Regions from separate parts of the Homo sapiens genome. Here region 1 is linked to region 2. Evidence: read pairs that join two places in POLR2A ChIA-PET (ENCODE). Cell type or tissue: A673. All regions are shown on one strand.

The links. ChIA-PET counts read pairs that join two places held together with the same protein. Peaks named below come from ENCODE experiments on the same cell type or tissue, not always from the same donor. Only the 100,000 strongest peaks of a DNase experiment are listed, where the experiment ranks them.
Region 1: POLR2A ChIA-PET joins it to region 2 with 8 read pairs; 2 of 35 experiments call an interaction of 5 or more read pairs at or near these places.

Annotation. Positions count from the first base shown.
Region 1 is chr9:111,264,250-111,272,249 of GRCh38, forward strand. MIR7702 (microRNA 7702) reads right to left here and starts at 6,965; the gene lies at 6,907-6,965. In A673, no CTCF peak of the experiment used is centred here; no DNase peak of the experiment used is centred here.
Region 2 is chr9:110,977,389-110,985,388 of GRCh38, forward strand. All of the region lies in intron 2 of LPAR1 (lysophosphatidic acid receptor 1), which reads right to left. Among named protein-coding and RNA genes, the nearest start is that of LPAR1, 57 kb to the right of the region's middle. In A673, no CTCF peak of the experiment used is centred here; DNase peaks (open chromatin) are centred at 123, 623, 1,323 and 3,063; H3K4me3 peaks cover 1,021 bases; H3K27ac peaks cover 3,361 bases.

The DNA.
Region 1 (8,000 bases), 290 kb after region 2:
TTCATCACTTTATACTCTCACTGACATACCTGATCATTGCCCACGATACTCAAGATGAGGAAAAAGAATAAAATATGATGTTTCTGACCTACTTTTTAGAAGGTGAGGAACATGAAAGGCATTTCATTGTCTTGGATCTTAAGGTAGTTATGTAAGCGATACCACTAGCTGTTTTAGAATAGTACTGTGGACTAAAATGCCAAGTCCAAATGAGAAACAGTTCAAATATCATGTGTGTGAAAGGAAGCTCCAAATAGCTCAAAACATCAGTGGATAATTTATGCTTTTTTTTTTTACTTTTATTTTAAGTTCAGGGGTACATGTACAGATTTGTTACATAGGTAAACCTGTGTCATGGCGACTTGTTGTACAAATTATTTCATCACCCAGGTATTAAGCCTGGTACCCACTGGTTATTTTTCCTGGTCCTCTTCCTCCTCCCACCCAATACCCTCCAAAAGGCCCCAGTGTGTGCTGTTCCCCTGTATGTGTCCATGTATTATCATCATTTAGCTCCAACTTATAAGTGAGAACCCACGCAAGAACTAATGACAAGTTGCCTCACAGCTACTTTGTCTTCACTGAATTCAATAATCATTTGGTGAAGGTCTATTATGTCCTGAATTCTCACCAGAAGGCTAGAAAACGAGGGGGTCAAATGTGACTTGCACCTTGAGGGATAAGAAGGGCATTGCTGAATATATTAGTCTGTTTTCATGCTGCTGATGAAGACATACCTGAGACTGTGTAATTTATAATGAAAAAGAGAAAAAGACTCACAGTTCCATGTGGCTGGAGAGGCCTCACAATCATGGAAGAAGGCTAAAGACATGTCTTACATGGCAGCAGACAAGACAGAATGAGAGAGAGGCAAAAGCAGAAACCCCTTATAAAATCATCAGATCTCATGAGACTTATTCACTGCCACAAGAACAGTATGGGGGAAGCTGCCCCCATGATTCAATATCTCCCACCAGGTCCCTACCACAACATGTGAGAATTATGGGAGCTACAATTAAAGATGGAATTTAGGTGGGAATACAGAGCCAGACCATATCATTCTGCCCCTGGTCCCTCCCAAATCTCATGTCCTCACGTTTCAAAACCAATCATGCCTTCCCAGCACTCCCCCAAAGTCTTAACTCATTTCAGCATTAACTCAAAAGACCACAGTCCAAAGTGTCATCAGAGACAAGGCAAGTCCCCTCTGCCTATGAGCCTGTAAAATCAAAAGCAAGTTAGTTACTTCCTAGATACAATGGAGGTACAGGCATTGGATAAATACACCCATTGCAAAAGAAAGAAATTGGTCAAAATGAACTAAAATCCCCATGCAAGTCTGAAATTCAGCAGGGCAGTCAAATCTTAAAGCTCCAAAATGACCTCCTTAGACTCCATGTCTCATATCCACAGCATGCTGATGCAACACGGGTTCCCATGGTCTTGGGCAGCTCCACCCCTGTGGCTTTGCAGGGTACAGCCTCCCTCCCAGATGCTTTCATGGGCTGGCATTGAGTGTCTGCAGCTTTTGCAGGTGCATGGTGCAAGCTGTCACTGGATCTACCATTCTGAGATCTGGAAGATGATGGCCCTCTTCTCACAGCTCCACTAGACAGCACCCCAGTGGGGACTTTGTGTGGGGGCTTCAACCCCACATTTCCTTTCTGAACTTCCCTAGCAGAGGTTCTCCATAAGGGCTCCACCCCTGCAGCAAACTTGCACCTGGACAGCCAGGTGTTTCCATACATCCTCTGAAACCTAGGTGGAGGTTCCCAAACCTCAATTCGTGACTCTGTGCACCCACAGGCTCAACATCTTGTGAAAGCTGCCAAGGCCTGGGGCTTGAATTCTCTGAAGCCGCAGCCCAACCTGTACCTTGGCCTCTTTTAGCCAAGGCTGGAGTGGCTGGGATGCAGGGCACCAAATCCCTAGGCTGCACACAGCAGGGGGGGCCCTAGGCCCAGCCCACGAAACCGTTTATTCCTCCTAGGCCTCTAGGCCTGTGATGGGAGGGGCTGCCACAAAGGTCTCTGACATGCCCTGGAGACATTTTCCGCATTGTCTTGGGGATTAACATTTGGCTTCTCCCATGCAAATTTCTGCAGCTGGCTTGAATTTCTCCTCAGAAAATGGGTTTTTCTTTTCTATCTCATCTTCAAGCTGTGAATTTCCAAACTTTTATGTGCTCTGTTTCCCTTTTAAAACTGAATGCTTTTAATAGTGCCCAAGTCACATCTCGAATGCTTTGCTGCTTAGAAATTTCTTCTGCCAGATACCCTAAATCATCTCCCTCAAGTTTGAAGCCCCTCTAGGGCAGGGGTAAAATGCTGCCAGTCTTTTTGCTGAAACATAGCAAGAGTCACCTTTACTCCAGTTCCCAAAAAGTTCCTCATCTCCATCTGAGACCACCTCAGCATGGATTTCATTGTCCATATCATTATCAGCATTTTGGTCAAAGCCATTCAACAAGTCTCTAGGAAATTAACTTTCCCACATTTTCCTGTCGTCTTCTGAGCCCTCCAAACTGTTTCAACCTCTGCCTGTTACCCAGTTCCAAAATTGCATCCACATTTTTGGGTATCTTTACAGCAGCACCCCACTCTACCAGTACCAATTTGCTGTACTAGTCCATTTTCATGCTGCTGATAAAGACATACCCAAGACTGGGTAATTTATAAAGAAAAAGAGGTTTAATGGATTCACAGTTCCACATGGCTGGGGAGGCCTCACAATCATGAAAGAAGGCAAAAGCATGACTTACATGGCAACAGACAAGAGAAAATGAGAGAGAAACAATAATGGAAACCCCTTATAAAACCATCGGATCTCATGAGACTTATTCACTACCATGAGAAAAGTATGGAGGAAGCCACCCCCATGATTCAATTATCTCCCACTGGGCCCCTCCCACAACACGTGAGAATTATGAGAGTTACAATTCAAGATGGGATTTGGGTGGGGACACAGAGCCAAACCATATCACCAGGTGAGTGCATTGGGAGAATGTCTCAGTTATCATACAAATGAAGGAGACCCCAGATTTGTATTTCCACTGTGATCTCTCTGTTACCAATGGCCAGCTGGGCATCTGCACTGGATGTCTCATGTTTTCAATTCTAGGTTTGCCCCACGAAACTTTCTCTAATCTGTCATGCCTATCCCAGTTGATAGTCCCTCCAAACAAGCTGTTGCAACAGCCAGAAACCTTCAAGTATCTTTGTCACTTAAACTTTCTAACCTTTTGTACCAAGTACCATTGACTTGGCCACTAACATTTGTCCTCTCTTAAGTATTCCACAGCCAGAGTCTTAGTTTGAGACCATCTCATGTTATTATCTGAATGATTGCAGATCAGCCTGTTGCCAGTCTCTTCTATCTCCAAACCATCCTCTATGACACTACACAAATGAATTTTCTAAAATGGCAAATCTCCTTGTGTTAGCCCTCTCATCAGGCCATTCACTGAGTCCTCTTTCCTATAGGACATACGTGAACTCCTCGTCAGATAATACAGTCTGGTTTCAATGAGCTCTTTAGACTAATCTCCAGTCACTTCTCTTGTGCAAACTGTATTCTAACAACACAAGCTGCACCCAGCTTGTCGAACAAGTCATTATGTTCTCAATCCACTTTCTTTGTCTTTTCTCCCCACTCAAAAAAAAAAAAAAAAAAAAAAAAAAAAAAACAGAAAACAGGAATACTTAAAATTTATTGAGTATAAGCTATGTGTCTTGCCTTTGTTACCCTTTTAATCTTCATAAAATCCCTGTAAGGTAAGCACTATCACTATTTTTTACAGATGAGGAAACTTGCTTCTCAAAGACATTCTTCCAATTTACTCACCCAGTAAAGCCCTTCTTATCCCTCAAGGTACAACTCACATTTTATCATCTAGTTCTATAGCATTCCAGTTAGAATTCAAAACATAATAGACATTCAACAAATGATTATTAAATTTAATAAAGACAAAGTAGCTGTAAAGCAACTTGACATTTGTTCTTGCATGAAATTAAGAGTGAATTTATCCACTGAAGTTTTGAGCAATGTAGAGTTTTCTCCCCTACACGTGATATTTGAAGAGTTTCTTATTTGGACTTGGCATTTGTGTCCACAGTACTATTCTAAAACAGCTAGTCATATTGCTTACATAACTACCTCAAGATCCAGAGACAATGGAATACTTTTTATGATCACCACCTTCTGAGAAGTAGGTCAGAAACACCATATTTTACAGTTTTTCCTCGAGTATAAAGATAACCATTACTTCCCATTGCCCCAAAATGTCCCTTGTGAAGAGGAAGAGCATGGCTAAACTGGCTTGTACTCCCAGCGTTACAGAAGCATGAGACTGGCTCTACCTTTTACCATTGCATACTTAAGCTTGGGCAAAGAAGACTCCTGGCCTTCTCTAGCCATCTTCCTTCTCACAAATCAAGACCTTTCTGGAGCCAAGGGTATATGCTCACCCTCAACCTGCTTCTCTCCCTCTAGACCAGGCTTCTTGTACCTGGACCCCAAAATTCTCTGCCAAAGTGTCCCTGAGCTCACTTCTAGAGCCAGAGAATGCCTCTTCCCTAGGCCCTGTCTCTTGAGAACAGAACACACCAATGACAAGAACATCCTTAGGCCCAGGGAATGGCCAATAGAGAGCCATTTGTGGGGATGCGAATGGGGATTGTAAATATGGGATAGAGTTTCCACACACATGCATGTGAGACCTCTCATTGTATAAGACAGACCTAGAGTGAGAAGAGAAGGCAGAGCCAGAATATGAACTGCAAGACAGGTTCTCCCTGCTGCTATGTTCAGAAGCAAAACTTGCAGAAGTCCAAGACCCCTGACCTTCCAAGTCATTATGAAGATATATTAGTCAAGGTAGGTGGATAGAAGGTATTTTATTAGCTTGAAGTATCACTTGTGAATATTTAGACAGCATAGCATGTGGGCACTCACTTGTAGCCTTGCACTGGGCTCCACCAATTTTAGAAGTGGGCCTGAACTTACACCTACAGAGAACTGTACTGGTAGAGCAGGTCTTTGGTGCACCCAACAGAGAAAGCAAGGAGAGGCAATATCAGGAGTCAGGCAGGCAAAGGGGGAAGAGTAGTGAGAGTTTCTGCACACACATGGCATATCCAGGAATTAGCTCTTAGATAAAACAGATGAGAAAAATAAATTCTGAGCGTAGAGCTAAGTTTTGAGCCTTAACTAGAGATGGCATGAGGAAGCAGCCATGCAGAGTCCTAAGAAAGAAGTCTGGGCCAGCATCCAGGAGAACACGCCAAGCAGGAAGAAATAGACAGGAAGCCAATTCCACACCAGGCATCATTTTCGGACTCTGGGAGTGCCACTCATGATGCTTACAATGTGAATGGTGCCCTGGGGTTAGTACAATGCTGCAGCAAGGCAGCAAGGCTAGCAACAATAATTCCATGTTTCTACAAATATAGGATGACCCTGCAAGTGACAGCAATGTCAGCTATTCCTCTTGTGCTTGTGTCACCTGAATATCAATGAACAGGGTCTGCAGTGTAAGATTCTAGCGATGGAAGTCTCCAGAGGTGGTGGGAGCTGTTGACTGGGCCCATGCTGAAATAACATTGCATCAACCACTTGTAAATGCCAAATTCCACAATGGTAGGAAGGCCAACTGAGTAAAAGCTGACTGGGTATTCTGTCTAGTCTGTTACATGTCCCAAGAGAAATGAAGCAGGGGACATCCTTTCTAAGTCATGCTCAAAATCAAGAAACACAGATAAGTCAATGCCCAGTTCTGTCTAAAGACAGAAAATTTTCCAGTCAGAATATATATGCTAACAAAAAAATCCTTGGACAATCTCTCAGGAATTCCAATGTATCACAGAATGTATGTTAGTGAAGCTAAGTGTAGTCAAAGGATTGATTCTGGAATCACAAATCCAGGTTCCTGATAGTAAGCAACAGAAACTAACAAAAGCTAGTGTAAGCAAAAATGATGATGATGATGATGATGATGATGATGATGATGATGATGATGATGGAATGCTTTGGAGGAGCTCTCTGAATTGAAGGGAAGTCTAGTAAATTAGTCTTGGAAAAGACAAACCCTATAAACACACCAAGGGATCTCATTTAGAAAAAATCTTAGGAAACTAGAAGGGTGGATAAGTTTCAATGATTCTCAGTACTTTTTTCTCTATATACAGGAGTCATATTTCAGAGAAAAAAAAGCATTCAACTGGCCTAGTCAAGACTATTCATATACGTAGTGTATAGGAATTAGGGAAAACAGGATACCTTGACTAACACTCCTACAAAACTGCATCAAATAGGGAAAGTAAAATTCCCCTCCAAAAGAAGGTGAAATGGACACAAGGCAGCCAAAAATTAGTAAAGGTCATTGCAGCTACTTATTACATTTGTGAATTTAGGTAAACCATTTACCCACTTGGATTTTCTGCTAAAATGTGACATCATAGGTCAGAGATCTTTGTCTCACTTTCTCATTGATGTATCCCAATTGCCTCAGGTGAAACCTGACACATGGAGGATGCTTCATGAATACTTGTTGAAAGAATGACTCTCTCCAAGACTCTTCCCACAGTTAAAATGGAGATGTCTTGTAGAGTCCACAAAATGTCTAGTACATTGCTATAACATAGTAGCTGCTCAAAAAATTCTGATTATAGTTACTGTTTTTATTAGGATAAATAGTACTAGAATAATTTGCTATAAACAACGTAGAAAAATTCCAGTGTTAATATATCCAAGTTACTCTATGGAATCCCAACACAAAACAAAAGTTATTCATTATGAATTCAATGAAGCCTGTTACCAAATCCTGGGACAAAGTAAATGATTTGACCGATGATGTAGTCATATGAACAGAAATGAAAAAGTGAATTTAAAAAGACTCGCATTGGTGCCACACTTAGACTACCAGACTCCCTGAAACTGCATGTCCTCAGGGAGTCTGGCAGTCTAAGAGTGGCACTAAGTGTCATTAGTGCCAGACCCAAAATATAATAACCTGATTATCTCTGGGCTTTCAATAATGATGTCATTCTTTTCTTTCATTCTTAGTTGATTTAATTTTCCTTACTACATAGCAGATATTCCAATAATTTTCATAAGTCTCTGCAAGACCCCATTTCCACCTAGACTCCAAATCATATTCCCCCTGCTTTTTCCTGGGCATTATTTCAGCAATCATCTCTTCTTTACTGGGTCTTCAATCCCCAACACACCCCCACCGTTTCAAGTTTCCCTTTTCTCAGACTACAAAACAGCTCACTATTCCCTTTCCTAAAACTACTTTTATGACATTTATTCTCCTTCAATTACTGTATCTTTTCTGCCTTTGCTTTCATTGACAATCTGCTTTGCAAGTTCTCTACACTCAGTCTCCTCTTCCCACTCACTCTTCAGCTCATTGAAACTGTCTCCTGCCCCCTCCACCCTTTTGAAGCTTTTGAGACAGAAGTAGGCCCTGCTGAGTGCTAGATCCAGGTCTGCTACTTCCATGGCCCCCACCCCAGTCCCCTCTTCAGTATCTGAGCATTCAATTCTAGTTGTATTTTCTGGCTTGTTCTCTCGGCAAATATACATTGAGTACCTATTAGTCACCATCCTGGGTACCAGAAATATAAAAGTGAATAAGATCTAAATGCAAAAATGATCTAAACGCAACAGTGATCTAAATGGAATGTGGTATCCTGGCTTGAATTCTAGAATAGTGAAAGGATATTTGTGGAAAATCTGGCGAAATCTGGATAAAGTCTGTAGTTTAATTAATAGCATTGTACTAATGTAACTTCTTAGTTTTAACAAATGTACCCTGGTTATGTAAAATGATAATGTTAGGGGATGCTGGGTGAAGGATATATGAGAATTTTCTATAATATCTTTGCAACTTTTCCATAAATCTAAAATTATTCCAAATTGTAAAAGTCTTAAAAATTGAGTAAGGTATGTTCCCTGCCATCAGTGAGCTCACAGTGATACACAATCTTGGGATAAAT
Region 2 (8,000 bases):
GCAAGGGCAGCCATGCCAAGTGACAATGACCTTGCTAATTACTGAGTGCCACACCAAATACCTAAAACAAAGTCTTTGGTTTGAGGCAAACTTCCCTTTGATTACTTCTGGAGCTGATGCTGGCTCTTTTCCCAGGCCTCACAGGAATATGAATTCATAATTGGTAAATTAATCTACTACAAATGTAACCTTTTTCCTTTGTCTGGACTTGAGTCAAATAGTGACTCATACAAGTTTCTTGAAAGAACACAGGGTTACTAATGCACGCGGGGCTTAAAACCTAGATGACGAGTTGATAGGTGCATCAAACCACCATGGCACATGTATACCTATGTAAGAAACTGCATGTTCTGCACATGTATCCCGGAACTTAAAGTAAAATTTTAAAACAGAAGGAAAGAAGGAAGGAAGGAAGGAAGGAGGGAGGGAGGGCGGGAGGGAGGGAGGGAAGGAAGGAGGGAAGGAAGGAAGGAAGGAAGGAAGGAAGGAAGGAAGGAAGGAAGGAAGGAAGGAAGGAAGGAAAGAAGGAAAGAAGGAAAGAAAACAAGGCAATACCCAATACTGAATATGCATTGACTTCCCTAAGGATAAGCAAAGGAGAAAAATCTAAATCCACCAGGCAAATAGAACACATTGTGGTTCAGAAAAGGGGAAGATTCTAGAATCAGAGCAAATATTTACTTAAGAAATAGATATACTATATAAAAGAGAAAACTCTATTAACAGAAAATTTCTAGCTCATGTTCTTAAAATTCCAGGGGACATAGTAGAATCTTTGCACATAGAGCAGGTAGCCATAGAAAGAAATATGAGACCAGAAAAGAGTCTGCGCTAACCAGAAAAGAAAATCTGAATTATGAACTTGAATAAAAGCAACCAATGAAGCAGAAAGTAGAATATTTTTAAAAAGCAAAAAATAAAATTAGTGATGCAAAAGATAAAACAGACTTCTCAGAGGTAGCTGGGGGAAGCTACGTGGGTAAAGATTTTAAAGCCTTCGTCTCCAAAACAGAATAGATGAATGAAAAGCAATAAAGGAGGAAAGAAGAAACCATCAATGCTGAAACCTGGAAAGGACAAATTTATTCTAAAAACTTTAGAAAACTATTACAGATATACAACAATTTAGATAAAATGGGGAAATTTTTCAAACTATGTATCATTCTTCAGAGAGCCCTATAGTCTGATATAAACAAAATAGAAGAAATTCCTGAAGCCCAAACCTGGAGGAACAAGATGAGATACAGGCAGTTCAGAGCTGAAGCTTGTCTTCTTTCTTATTATCTCTTCCGCCTATCAGAGCTAAATAGCATCTGAAGCCAGTCTTACATCATCTAAGGCCTGAGACGGAAAGATTTTTCTCTCTGGAATCTGAGCAGATGAATAGGTTTAACAATAGTAACATCGAGAAGAATATATTGCACTTATTCAAACAAAAACAGGATGCTTAAAAAGTGGTAATTCAAAATCTAAAAAAGTTTTTCCCACAGAAGTAGAGAGCAAAGTGGTGGTTACCAAAGGCTGGGGTGGTTGTGGGGAGAGGGAGTTGGGAAGATGTTGATCAAAGGATACATATTTACAGTTAGACAGGAGATCTATTGCAGTTAGGAGGAATAAGGTCAGATCCATCGTGTAGGACAGTGACTATAGATAATGATGATACATGGTATTCTTGGAAAATGCCAAGGGAGTGGATGTTAACTGTTCTTACCGCAAACAAATGGTGGCTATGTGAGGTAATGCATTTGTTAATTAGCTAGACTTAACCATTCCACAATATATATATACTCAAAACATCATATTGTGCATGATAAATACTTATAATTTTATATGTCAATTTTTAAGAATTCAAAAAAAATTCAGTAGACAGATTGGAATATAACTTTAAGGAATGTGCCCAAAATGTAGAGTTAAAAAAAAAAAAGTAAAGAAGACTAGAACAGTAAAAATGAGAAGGCTACAAAATGAGTCCAGCAGGTCTAATAGCCAAATAGAATTCCAGAATAAAAGAGTAAAGGAAATGGGGTGGAGTGAAGTCAAATGACTAACTCAAAATATTTCCTAAAACGTAAGGTCATAACTGTGTAGACTGTAAGGGCCCACTGAGTGCCTACCTGCCCATTTCATTTGATTTCAATATGCCCACATTAAACACAGCATCTGTCATCATGAGTTGTGTTTTTTTAACTGTAAGGATATTAAAAAGGTCCTATAAAATATCAAAAAGCAGGTAGGGAAGCTCATAAGCAAAAGATTAGGAATCAGAAAGTCTCTGGACTTTTCAACAGCAACCCTGAAAGCTAGAAGACAATGAAGCAATGAGGAAGGCAGTTGACAACCTAGAATTCTATTGGCAGATGTTCTTCTGCAAAACAGGGAGGAAACTAAGAAAAAGACAGGCATGTGATACAGGAAACAGGAGTCCAATACAAGAGGGAGAAAAAAAGGAATTCCTGGCATAATTGTGAAGGGAAATCCTTGGGTGATAAGCAAAAAGACTCAAGAAGTAGTATATCAAGAGGAGATTTGGATAACCAAGAGCATTTAGGACTGAATGAGTAAAAAGCACATAGAAAACTAAGCAAACATCAAAAGAACAATTAGTTTAAATAGAACAAAAAATTTGCAGAAGAGGAAAAGGATTCATAGAATTCTACATGGCTCAGGTATGAACAGCATTAACAAGGTCATCATCCTATTAACACTGAATAATGGCCTAGTCAAAATCATGACCTAACTATACTAAGAAAAGGAGGTTCAGGATGGGAGTATGTGAATGGTACACTTTGCACATGGTACATCTATAAATATTCCAAACTAGTAAGATAAAAAGAAATAAAAACCTTAGAATTCCACATAGCACATATTTCAAAACATATCATTCACAATTTTAAAAATTTTCAAAAAGAAGTTAAAAAAAATCTTACAGATTAAATGCAAATATCAAATGAGGCTGCCAAAACAACTGAAAGTGGTAGCTCTGGGGAAGGTAAAATTGTAGGAAGCAAGCAAGGACTCCTCTTTCCTGGCAAGCCTCAGAGCTATTTGACACTTTAAATTACATACATCCTGTCATTTGCAGCAACACGGGTGAGCCTGGAGGACTGCATGTTAAGCGAAGTAAGTCAGGCACAGAAAGATAAATACTGCAATGTTCTCGCTCCTATGTGGGAGCTAAAAAAGTTGATCCCACAGAAGTAGAGAGTAGGATAGTGCTTACTAGATACCAGGAAGCCTAGGGGACAGGGAGGGATAGGGAGAGTTTGGTTAATGGATGTACAAAGTTATACCTAGATAGCAAAAATAAGTTCTAGTGTTCTATAGATCTGAAGAGTGACTTATAGCAAACAACAATTTATTGTATTTTTTCAAATAGCTAGAAGAGAGGACTTTGACTGTTACCCGTATAAAGAAATGATGAAGGTTTGAGGTGATGGATATGTTAATTGCCTTAATTTGATCATTACACATTGTATATACATGTATCAAAATATCACACTGTATCCCATAAATATGTACAAATGTATATCAATTAAAATGAATATATTTAAAGATAATATAGAGGAACAAATCCCAAGCATCATTTAATTTCTTCTGTAAATAACTCAGCATAATACATATGCTGTAAGTAACTTTATGTTTACATATTTAGCTGTTTTGTCCTTAAAAGAACTCTTTTATAAGGAAACTACCTTACCATCATCACAGTTAAAAAATTAATCAGAGGTACTTGATATCATCAAATATTCGGTAAGTTCACAATCCCCTGATTTTCTTATAACTTTTAACAGTTTGGTTGGTTGAGTCAGAATTCAAATAAAGCACATACATTTCTTTTTTTAAGAAAAGGAGGAAGAGAGGCAGTGCTGCATAGTAGTTACAAGTACAGTACGCTAGGGAATCCAACTGCCTAGGTTCAAATCCTTGTCCTGCCAGTATGACCTTGGGCAGGTTATGTCATGTCTCCTTGCCTCAGATTTCTCCTCTGTAAAATGGGTATAATAATAGTAAGGCTGCCACATATGACTATAAGAATTGAATTGATTAATGTACCTAAGACACCTGGAGTAATACTTATCATACTGTGAACAATATAGTGAACATGGTAAAAGTGATAGCTAACATTGTTTGCCAAATAAAGTATCTACCTATACATTTTTAAATTATAAACATTTACAAGTTTGATTTTAAAATTTTTTAAGGAAATAAAAAAAAATCACTGCAGAAACTAAAAATTTAAAACTACAAAAGACAGAAGTGCCACTGCAGAAAACCAAGTTGGTGCCATGGAAGTCTGGCTTGGGAAAAAGTACATGTGCTTACAATAATGGAATTTACTAGATTAATTAGAAATTATGGACATACAGAATCTACAAATAAACAAATTTACAAGAAGAAAACAACCTCATCAAAAAGTAGGCAAAGGATATGAACAGACACTTCTCAAAAGAAGACATTTATGCAGCCAACAAACTTATGAAAAAATGTTCATCATCACTGCTCGTTACAGAAATGCAAATCAAAACCACAATGAGATACCATCTCACATCATTTAGAATGGCGAGCATTAAAAAGTCAGGAATCAACAGATGCTGGAGAGGATGTGGGGAAAATAGGAATGCTTTTACAGTGTTGGTAGGAGTGTAAATTAGTTCAACCATTGTGGAACACAGTGTGGCAACTCCTCAAGGATCTAGAACTAGAAATACCATTTGACTCAGCCATCCCATTACTGGGTATACACCTAAAAGATTATAAATCATTCTACTATAAAGACACATACACACATATGTTTACTGCAGCATTGTTCACAATAGCAAAGACTTGGAACCAACCCAAATGCACATCAAATGATAGACTGAATAAAGAAAATGTGGTACATATACACCATGGAATACTATGCAGCCATAAAAATGGATGAGTTTATGTCCTTTTCAGGGACATGGATGAAACTGGAAACCATCATTCTCAGCAAAGTAACACAAGAAGAGAAAACCAAACACCACATATTCTCACTCATAAGTGGGAGTTGAACAATAAGAACACATGGACACAGGGAGGGGAACATCACACACTGGGGCCTGTCAGGGGGTGATGGACTAGGGGAGGGATAGCATTAGGAGAAATACCTAATGTAAATGACGAGTTGATGGATGCAGCAAACCAACATGGCACATGTATACTTATGTAACAAACCTGCATGTTGTGCACATGTACCCCAGAACTTAAAGTATAATAATAAAAAATAAAAATAAAAAAATTTAAAAAGAAATTATGGATATAAATCGCAGGACATAAAGATTCAACATAATCGGCATACTTGACAAAAATAAGTGGAACAGAAGTTACTTAGCAATAAAAGTAAACTTTCCTAACTCCTACAACTCAAAATCAAAAACAACAAACCAACAAACAACTTAAAAATTGGGCAAAAGACTTGAGTAGACACTTCTACAAAAATGTATATACACATACACACACACACACACACACACACACACACACACACGGCCAAACATGAAGAGATGCTCAACATCACTAATCATCAGTAAAATGCAAATGCAAATCAAAATAGTAAGATAACATCTGACACCCATTAAGATAGCCATTATCAAAAAAAGAAAAGAAGTATTAGCAAGGATGTGAACAAACTGGAACCCAGCACTGCTGGTGGGACCAAAAATGGTACAATCACTATGGAAAACAGTATAGAGGTTCCTCAAAAAAATTAAAATAGGATTACCATATGATTTAGCAATCCCACCTCTGGGTATATATCCAAAATAACTGTTAATGATCTTTCAAAGAGATATTTGTATACCCATGTTTGTAGCAGCACTATCTACAAGAGCCAAGAGGTAGAAGCAACCCAAGTTTTCAACAACAGATGAACAGACATAAACTAAATTGGTATATACATACAATGGCTTATCATCCAGCCTTCAAAAGGATATTCTGGCATATGCTATGACATGGATGAACCCTGAAGACATTATGCTAAGTGAAATAAGCCAGTCAAAAAAGGACAAATACTCCACATATATAAGGTAGCTAATAGTCAAATTAATAGAGACAAAGTACAGTAGTACTTGCCAGGGACTGGGGGAGAGGGATGAATGAGAAATTGCTGTGTAATGGGTACGGGGTTTCAGTTTTACAAGACGAAAAGAGTTCTGGAGATTGGTTGCACAACAGTCTGAATATACTTAACACTACTGAACTGTACATTTAAATGGTTAAGAGGGTAAATTTTATGTTATGTGTATTTTACCATAATTTAAAAAAGTGTGACAAATTCCAGGAAAACTATGAAGTAAATGATAAGTGCAAAACAGGTTTAAGTTAATAAGCTTTAAAAATTAAAAGAAATCCCATTAAAAAAATCAAATGGGGAAAATAAATCAAATCATAATGGGAAAAAAATGGGCTGGACACAGCCATTAACCTCACCCCAACAAATAAGATGAAGGAATAAATTTCAAGATTTTGTCAGAAATATGGAACGACTCAAAAATTCTACAGCCAATCAAGCCTTTGTTTACCTGCAATAACAAAAACAAGCCACTTTTAATATTTTTATTTTTAATTTTTGTGGGTACATAGTAGGTGTATATATTTGTGGGGTATATGGGATATTCTGATGCAGGCATGCAATATGTAATAGTCACATCATGGTAAATGGGTACGCATCACCTCAAGCACTTATCCTTTCTTTGTGTTACAAACAATCCAATAATCCAACTATACTCTTTTAACTATTATAAAATGTACAATAAATTTACCCTGTTATGCTACCAAATACTAGATCTTATTCATTCTATTTAACTATATTTCTGTACCCATTAACCAACCCACCTTCCTAGCCCCTCGTAACTATCCTTCTATTCTCTGTCTCCATATGTTCAATTAATTTTTTTAGTTCCTACAAATAAGAACATGCAAAGTTTATCTGTGACTAGCTTACTTCACTTAACACAGTGACCTCCAGTTCCATCCATGTTGTTGCAAATGACAAGATCTTATTCCTTTTCTGGCTGAATAATACTCCATTGTGTATAAGTACCACATTTTCTTTATCCATTTTTCTGTTAATGGACACTTAGGCTGCTTCCAAATCTTGGCTATTGTGAACAGTGCTGCAATAAACATGAGAGTGAAGATACCTCTTCAATATGCTGATTTTCTTTCTTTTGGGTATATACTTAGCAGTGAGATTGCTGGATCATATGGTATAATTAAGATATATTTCTCCCTGAAAAATTTGTTCAAACACATAATACAACTACTCATATGACAAATCAAAATAATGTGCTCAGGAAACCTTTGGCAAGAGCAGCTTGTCAATCCAGATAAGCACAGAATACCTGTGATAGTAACGGTGACAAAAAAAAAAGAATGCAGTTTTAACTAATAGGAAAAAAAAAAAGCTATACAGTTGAAATACGTGTAACTAATAAGCTAAGATGAAAACTCCAGAAAATCACAAGAAAAAGGAGAACATTCTTCACCTTTTGAGAAAGGAGCCAATCAATACTGTTTCATTTCTAAAGTTGATAAAATCAGAATTTCCGTTTTAAAGAATCAAAAAGAAAAAGGAAAGGGGAAAACAGGATGACAGAGACATGGCCATGCTAAACTTTTTATCTGGGTTACTTATCCCTACCACTGACTCTACCCCCTTCACTGACAGTGAAGCAAATGGTTCAGCTGGGATGAAGGAGGCTATGGGTTCATTTGCTTCACATGCAGATTCAGAACAAAGAAATCAGAAATGCATTTGAGAAACCAAATGACTACCTTATGTTTTGTTTTAAAATACCATCGCCACCTGTGGCTACAGGCTGCTTTCCTCTCTCTGTGGCTACTTTCCTCTCTTCCTCAAAGTGTCAGCCCTAAGATCTTGCTTCAGTGTACTCACAGGATACAATATATTTCATGTTCATAAATCCTTTTCCACAAATAAGATCAGTCTTTTCATTTGCTTCTCCAGCTTTTCAATT